Regions from separate parts of the Homo sapiens genome. Here region 1 is linked to region 2. The links are chromatin loops, found by intact Hi-C in ENCODE. Cell type or tissue: endothelial cell of umbilical vein. All regions are shown on one strand.

Evidence for each region. Hi-C counts contacts between places; a loop is a spot of excess contacts. Peaks named below come from ENCODE experiments on the same cell type or tissue, not always from the same donor. Only the 100,000 strongest peaks of a DNase experiment are listed, where the experiment ranks them.
Region 1: it touches region 2 in a loop (5-fold over the local background); 1 of 110 quality-filtered maps calls a loop at or near these places.

The regions. Positions count from the first base shown.
Region 1 is chr6:15,996,081-16,000,080 of GRCh38, reverse strand. It overlaps LINC02543 (long intergenic non-protein coding RNA 2543), which reads right to left. Exons shown (of 2, transcript NR_183311.1): 2 at 1-920. Among named protein-coding and RNA genes, the nearest start is that of LINC02543, 3.1 kb to the right of the region's middle. In endothelial cell of umbilical vein, no CTCF peak of the experiment used is centred here; DNase peaks (open chromatin) are centred at 1,950 and 3,870.
Region 2 is chr6:15,920,283-15,924,282 of GRCh38, reverse strand. No RefSeq gene overlaps it. Among named protein-coding and RNA genes, the nearest start is that of LINC02543, 73 kb to the left of the region's middle. In endothelial cell of umbilical vein, no CTCF peak of the experiment used is centred here; a DNase peak (open chromatin) is centred at 1,662; H3K27ac peaks cover 1,914 bases.

The DNA of each region.
Region 1 (4,000 bases), 76 kb before region 2:
CAGAGATTCTGTTTTAATTGGCCCGAGGTAAGTTTTAAAAGCTGCCCAGGTGATTCTAATGTGCAGCCAGGGTGGTGTGTCCTTACCACAGACAACGCTGCAGAAGCGAGGCTGCCTCAGAAGTTCAGACCCCCTCCCACTCCTCTTTCAGCACAATGATCGTCCTTGCAGATTTCCTCTAAGTGAGAGAAGCTGGGCTCATGTCCTTGCCCCACCACTGTGTAACCCTGGGTCGGGGCCTTTATCCTTCTGAGTCTCAGTTTCTTCATCAATAAGAGTAACAAACTCAACCGTGATGAGGCTGCAAGGTGGGCCCACCCACGATGCTGCGGGTTAGAATTCCTGGTCAGCAGTGCATAGGGTCAGGGTGAGCTCAGGAGAAATGGAAGAAAACTGAACCAATTAATGGTGCCTGTAGCCATGCAGAGACCCTGTTTCTATCACCAATATGCCCCTGATGTTGGCACTGAAGAGAAGATACCTTTTAGGACCCCAGACTGACTCTTTCCAGCTTCCAGCTCTCAGAGCCTCTGTGGGCACCAGGTAAGTGTTCAGAAAGCCTTCCTTGACCACCAACATATACATCAGCAAAGCTTTCAACTCCGTCACACAGAGCTTGAGGTGGTCCAGCTGAATTCTTTCCTCTGCTGGTCATGATGTGCACCACAGAATTGGAGGGAAACCAGCATGTGCCAGGGAAGCCAGCTAGGGAGGGGACAGAGGCTCCCCTTCCTTCGCTGCTTAGGGGCCTTCAAGTCAGCGCCCTTCTGCCATGAAGCAGAGGGTCTATGAACATGGACAAGGCACTAATGCAGATTTCCTATAAAGACCTTCATTGGAGAAAATAGAGCCAGATCTTCTAACCAGACCCCAGCGATGTCTCCCCTTGCAGTAAGATGATGCCTTGCTTTACACAGATCCTTTGCCGAGAAGCAGATGTGTTTAATATAAAAGAAAGAAGAGGAGAGAGAAGACATTGTCATGCATGAATTTACCATTCCGTGACACTCAAAATTCAGTGCCTCTCAGGGCATTTGTCCTTGCTTTTCTCCTCCTGGGATATTCATAGTTCATTCCTTCTGTGCTCAAGTATCATCTCCTTACTATCCCCCACCCACCCCCCACCCCCGTCCCTTCTTATCTCCTTCCTCTGCTATTTTTCTCTATCACAATGACCACTACCACTACTTATCATGATATTATTTATTTGTTACTTGCTTACTCGACCCTGAGCTCCATGAGGAATAGATTTTGCTCATCTTGTTTATAGCTCTGCCCCAGTGCCTGGCAAAATAAATATAAGCAAAGAGCATGAATGAATGAATGAGCATGTGCATGAAACCTTGGGAGGCAGAGTGTCTGCTTTCACAGTCCCAGACAACACGGCTTCTGTGCCACTGCCGGTACCCTTGCTCCCCGGCTGAGCTGTATTCTTCTCCATAGGATTTACCACTTTCTGACTGACTTTGTTATTTGTTTACTTCCTATCTTCCCCACTGAAATGTAAACTCCACGAAGGAAGGGACTTTTGTTTTCATCTTTACTAGCCTTTGTTTTATTCCCAAAGTCAGGATGGCACCTGGCAATGTAGTGGGAATTTAATAAATATCTATTGTCAAAGAAATGATTACTTCATTCAGGAGAAGGTGATGCCAATCAATCCCTGGCAAAAGTGGTGTTTTTCAAGTGCCTCCTTTGTCATCAGCCTCTGTTTTTGTTTTGTTTTGTTTTTGTTTGTTTGTTTTTACTGTTTTACTCTTCTTGAGAACACTGCCTCCATCCATAGTTCCCAGTGGCTGTTAGCCCCTCCCTCTCCTCCCAAGTACATGCAGCAGGTCTCCACATCAGTCTTTGACAACACCTCTGCGTTCCCTCTGTACTTTGCTCTCGCTGTTTCATCTTTGAATGCTTTTCTTTCCCCATCCACTAAAAGCCTCCTTATCCCTCCGAGCCAGCTCTTTCCTGGAGCCTTTTCCTGACCCACAGCCAGAAGTGCACTTTTCCTCCTCTGAATCTCTACAGGACTTGGTACCTCTCAAGTGGTTCTTAGGACACATTAGAAGACATGATCAGATCTTTGGAGATTATGTCAGTGACACCGTAACCCAAGACTGTAACCCTAAGACAAGAAGGAGCAGGCTCAGTGGCAGGGAATTAGCTGCCAGCTTACTCTCATGCTCACACAAGAACCTTCAGGCATCACCAACATATTTCTGCCTACATAGCTGAGGCCACTTCAGACTCTGGGCCGCACTGTCTCATCTATCCTGAAGCTTTGGAAAATCCCAATGGCTTGCTGTGTGCAGGGATAGAAGCAGAAGATCCCAGAACTTCCCCAAACTGCAGCTCTCACTTCTCCCTCCAGCCCCTAACCTCTACCCCAGCCTCTCAATCCCTGGCGGAAGGTCTCAGGACCAGAGGACTTTGTTTTTCTCTTTCAGACTGCTCCAATCTTCTCTCCCTCCTCCAGAAGCCCAAATTCTGGCACTCTCTCACAACCTGCAGACAACTCTATGAGCAAACATCCTCCCTCCTCTACTCATCAAATTAGTATTTCATCCCTTCATTTCCTGGTAGCCAACAGCTTACATTGTGAGCTGCAGATTTCTACAGATTCAAAAGCCTAAGGCTTCTGAAGACAGAGTTGCCCACTTAAAACTGACTGTGGAATTAGGGGTCACTAATATGAGTTATTTCAACACTTCCCTGATGCTTTTTCTCCCGTCTCTCCACCCGCAATGTTTGCAGGAAGCGTGATGCAGTCAAGAATGTGGGTGCACATTTCTATCTTCTCAAGAAAAGTGTTATTGGGAGTGGGAACTAGTGACACGTGACAGGATTTTGATAGATGAAGTGTTTTCAGACTTAAAGATTATTCAAGGCAAGCAGATTTCCTTTATGCTTCTTCAGAGGCAAATTTCATGTCTGTATATTGTTATTTCTACTTTTGATGCCCTAGCCCTTTTTAACCCTTTTATGTAGTCTCTTGCCCATTCACAAGTTGCATTCTCAGGGGGCATATTTTTCAGAGAAACAACAGTAATAAGGTTTGTGTGCTGTCCTGTAATATCCCATTTTGCTAATATAGCTAAATTCATATTATTCATTTATTCATGAATTCACTTCTCATTCATTCATTCACTTAATAAATATGCATTGAGCCAGTGCAATGGCTCATGTCTATAATCCCAGTACTTTGGGAGGCTGAGTTGGGAGGATCCCTTGAGGCCTGGAGTTCAAGACTAGCCTGGGCATCACAGCGAGACCCTGTCTCTACAAATAAATAATAATAATAATTATAATAAGCCAGGTGTGGCAGTGCACATCTGTAGTCTCAGCTATTCAGGAGGCTGAGGCAAGAGGATTTGTCGAGCCCAGGAGGTCAAGGCTGCAGTGAGCTATGATCATGCCACTTCACTCCAGCCAGGGCAGCAGAGTGAGACGCTGTCTCTAAATATATATATATATATATATATGTATATATAAAATATAATATGTATGTATATGTGTGTGTGTATATATACACACACACACACATACATACACACACACGTGCATTGAGCAACAACTATATGTCAAGTGGACCCCACTGGTGAACAAGAGGGACACAGGGCCTGCTGTCATGGATCTTACATGGAGGTGAAGGGAGCCAGATAATAATGACCTGCAATAACATACAATTGTAGACTAGAATAGACGCCCTAACTTGAGAAAGTCTACTTTAGATAAGACAGTCAGGGGAAAAAAAATCTTGATTTTTGAGCTAAGAAAAAAAAAGAGCAGAGTTCAAGGAGCCTTCCAGGCAGAATGTACATAGATACAAAGGCCCCAATGCAAAAGATGAGTCATGTGTTGGACGAACAGAAAGAGGCCAGTGTGACAGAAGCTTGGTGAGCTGGCTGCCCTGGGAAGAGGAAGGGGTCTGCAATTGCCTTCTGGTCTCCAGGCCCATGAGAAGCCTTCCCATTTGCAACACAACTCCCTGACTTGCTTGAATGGG
Region 2 (4,000 bases):
AATCGCTTGAACCTGGGAGGCGGAGGCTGGAATGAGCTGAGATGGCACCACTGTGCTCCAGCTTGGGTGACAGAGCAAGACTCCGTCTCAAAAAAAAAAAAAAAAAAAAAAAAAAAAAGAAAGATATGTCTTGAACAAGGTCATCCAGCTGTCGGAAGAGGAAGGCTTTGAACACAGATAAATATGATTTCAAAGCCAGCAGACATTCCCTCATCTCTGCTGAGCAAGCCAACTTTCTGAGCCTCAGTTTCCTTGTATGACAGGAGAAGGTTGTATCAGAGGTTCTCAAAGCTTTAACATTCTATTGCTCCAGTTTTCACCTAGCAGGCACAAAGACCTTTAAAGGCCTTTAGGTTGATGGAAAAATGAAAGTCATTGCCATTTCCTAACAGGGAAGACAGGCATGACAATAAGTAATTGGTTTAGTCTAATTGTGATGTATACACTGATGAAAGCCTGTATAAAACACAAAAGGATGGAGTGATTCGTACTCTCTTGGTGGGCAACACAAACCCTGCCAGACCTTTCAGTTCACAGAACAAGTGAAGTCACACAAACAGAGAGCCCAGCTGCCATCTTTGTTCAATTGCCAAGCCAGTGGCAACCATTCCCATCCTGCCTGTTATGGTGCCTCCTCCTTTCTCCCAGCTGCCAAGGAGCAGATGTCTACAGAAATGGGTCATGGGATTGGGACATTTGGAAGGTGAGAAGAAGGAGGAATAAGAACATATTATAAAGTACCATTAATGATGCTCAAGTGCAGTGAACTTCAGGCAGGTTGCTAGTGAAGGGAAGATGGCCAGGGCAGGACCCAGGGGTACAGAAAGCATATTGGCAAGAGAGCACTAATGGGCAACTGTACACACTTCCATGCAAGCCTTGAGATGGTTGGGTGTCAGAGTCAGGGAGCTTGGTGAAGCGAAGAAGGGGAGATGGGAAAATTAACAAAGCAAAATAAGATAGCAACCACGATGCTAAACTTGTAGCAAAACATGCCTTTATGAAGATCCTAGTGGACTGTGCTAAGTCGAGGTGATGTCTAAAAGAATCAATGCTGAGCGTCTGTGGGACTATGGGCCTCTTTTACAACTGGGGATGAAAATGTTGGCAAACACACCCTTTTCTCATACCCTTTGGAATGCTTACAGAATAGTGGTGCCAACAGTTGGGTCTGTGTTGGAAGTTCAGTCGACATTTGTACAGTGGAAGAATGACAATGAAGCATCAGTTCCACAGGCTTATCTATCCAGAGGGCCATTTGTGTTCTTATCTTGGAATAGACAGCGGTGTTTGGAATTCTGTTGGTTTCCAGGACATTGCCCAGTGAGGCGTAAAGAAAGGGAAGAATTTTATTCCTGAAAGGTGTGTCCCTGGTACATGTTTTCAGAGAAGGACCCTCTGAGTCTCTCCTTCCCATGGTATGGGCAGAAAGCTGGTGTGAGGAACACATGCATACAGCGGATAGAGACAAAAATCTGTTCAATTTTAAAAAAAGATTTGATTGTGTGACTCACATTTAAGTTCACTCCACCACATTCCGGGCAACTTCTGTGTATCTTGGTATCAGCAGGAAGCAGAAACACTTAAATGATGCAAAAAATACCTTAAGGATTAAAGAAGAAAGCCTGAGCCAGCAGGGCAGAGGAACTGATGGAAGCCAGATGACCAGAACACACAAGGAAGGGGCCCCCGCTGGCCTGCAGCCCTGCATTCTCCCAGGGAGACCTGGTACAGCTTTATATCTGTGGCTGGCAGGCCCTTCCAAGTGGTCTGGCCTCTGAGCTTGAGTTCAAGAATGAAACCTTTCTTCTCAAGAAGGCCCAAATGGCATCTCCTTTAAAGCTGGAACAACCCAGGAATATGTCAACAACTCTTTTTCAATCTACAACCCCAGGTCACAAATGCCCAACCTTCCATCTTGGTGATACTGACATGTACCCATTGAGAAAGTCAAGATTCATCATTAGTCTACCTTGGGTCAGCCCATTTCATAACAGAACTATATGTGTTTGCTAGGGCTTCCATAGCCACGTATCGCATACTGAGTGGCTTAAATCAGAAATTTATTCTCTCACAGTTCTGGAGGCTGGAAGTCTGAGCTCTAGGTGTCGTCAGGACTTTGTCCCCTCTGAAGGTGCCAGAACAGGACTGAGTTTGTTCTAGACCTCTCCCAGCTTTGAGCATTTCCTCTGCGTGTGTCAGCATTACTCCAATCTTCACGTGGTGCTCCCATTTCTATGTGTTTGTGTTCAAATTTCCCTTTTCTATTTAGGGCCCACCCTACTCCTCCAGTAGGACCTCATCTTAACTTAACCAATTACATCTGCAACAACCCTTTTTCCAAATAAGATCACAGTCTGCAGTATTGGGGGTTAGTCAGCTTTGGTTGAAAATCCAATATACGAGTTTGATGTGGGGTGGGGTGGATAAATTTAACTCATAACAAAAACATTGAATTTATTTCCTGGTTTGAGAAATTATTTAAAATTCATAAGATAAACCCACCATAACAAAAAAATTGGGGTTCTGTTTAAAAAGAGAATAAATGTGGCACAAGGTCTTAGTAATAAGAAAGATACAGGGAAAGTCACAGACCCTAGGGTATCAGTAAAAGAACAACTCAGTCCCTCCTCCTTCCACCCCTGGGTAAAGGTAACAAACATCATCAGTGTCTTTAACAGAAAGGGAGGGTTAAACTTCACATTTTGAAATACGGGCTAAGTGTAAGAGTCAGCAAACTGTGGCCTGTGGGTCAAATCTAGCCCTCCATCTGTTTTTGTAAATAAAGTTTTATTGAAACACTGCCTCACCCATTTGTTTACATATTGTCTGTGGCTGCTTTTGCATAATAGCAGCAGAGCTGAGTTGTTGCAATAGAGACCATGTGACCCACAAAGCCTAAAACATTTACTATCCAGTCCTTTACAGAAAAACTTCACCAACATCTGGACTAGTACAAGGCAATGCTTAGAAAAACAACAGTCCTAGAGAAAAGGGAAATTCTAAGGCGGTAACACAGCATGGCTATTAGGGAGCATCTGAGGCCTGGGGACTGGCAGGAAAGGTTGGATAGAGCTCATGAGGATTGTACTGCCTTCCTCAAACAGGCAGAGGAGCAAGCTCTTCAAAGGCTAATTCTTGGGGAACAAATATTCCAGGTCAGCAGACACTGGGTTCCTCTCTTTCCAGTCATGGAAGGTGTAGCAATAGTCTATTTTCCCCAAGGCAAGGCAATTCTCTGCTAGTTACAAAATCCTTTTGCTTGGGGGATCTAATGTCTAATAAAACAACTTCACCTAATCAGGATTTGGAAAGAGGAGTCTGGCCCTTTTGGCCCTGTGTCTTCCTGAAAGTTCTGAGTCCCACCACGCACTTCAGGGCAATGGTTCTGAGCCCACTGCAGTGGTTCATGGGGGCTGCTCTCAGAGGCGCTTTCCCCAGTCCTTTGGGAGACAAGAAAATAAAGTGGGGCTTTCATCACATTATTTTATTCCATTCACAACGCTATCCTTTATTCTGAACCATGCCCTCCACCTTCGGAGTTCGAGCATGGCACATCTCCTGTGAAATGGTGGTGAAAGTAGTTGATCACCGATTATTTATTTTCTCTTATCCTCATTGGATGAAATTAAAAAGTGGCCAGCCCAACTTACTTTTTGTTTTTCCTTCTGAAAATGTATAAGCCCTAAATATTCAAACATCTGGGAAGCATGACTCTGGGCAGGGCCTATGGGCCCAGCTTTCCCTGTGTGGGGCACCAGCCTGTGGAGAATGGATGCCTCAGGTGACTTTTCTCCAGCAAATACGCTGCTCCAGAATGGCTGGAAATTCCCTTTCCCTTCTGTGTGGTCTCCCCCTTTGCCTGTAAGTCACAGACACCCAACTGGAGTTAGCTGACACAAAAAAAGGAAAATGGCTCACATAATCAAACTGCTGAAGAGACAGGGGCAGAGTGGGCTCCGGGCCCCCATGAACCCGGCTCTCCAGGCCCCCAGGACCT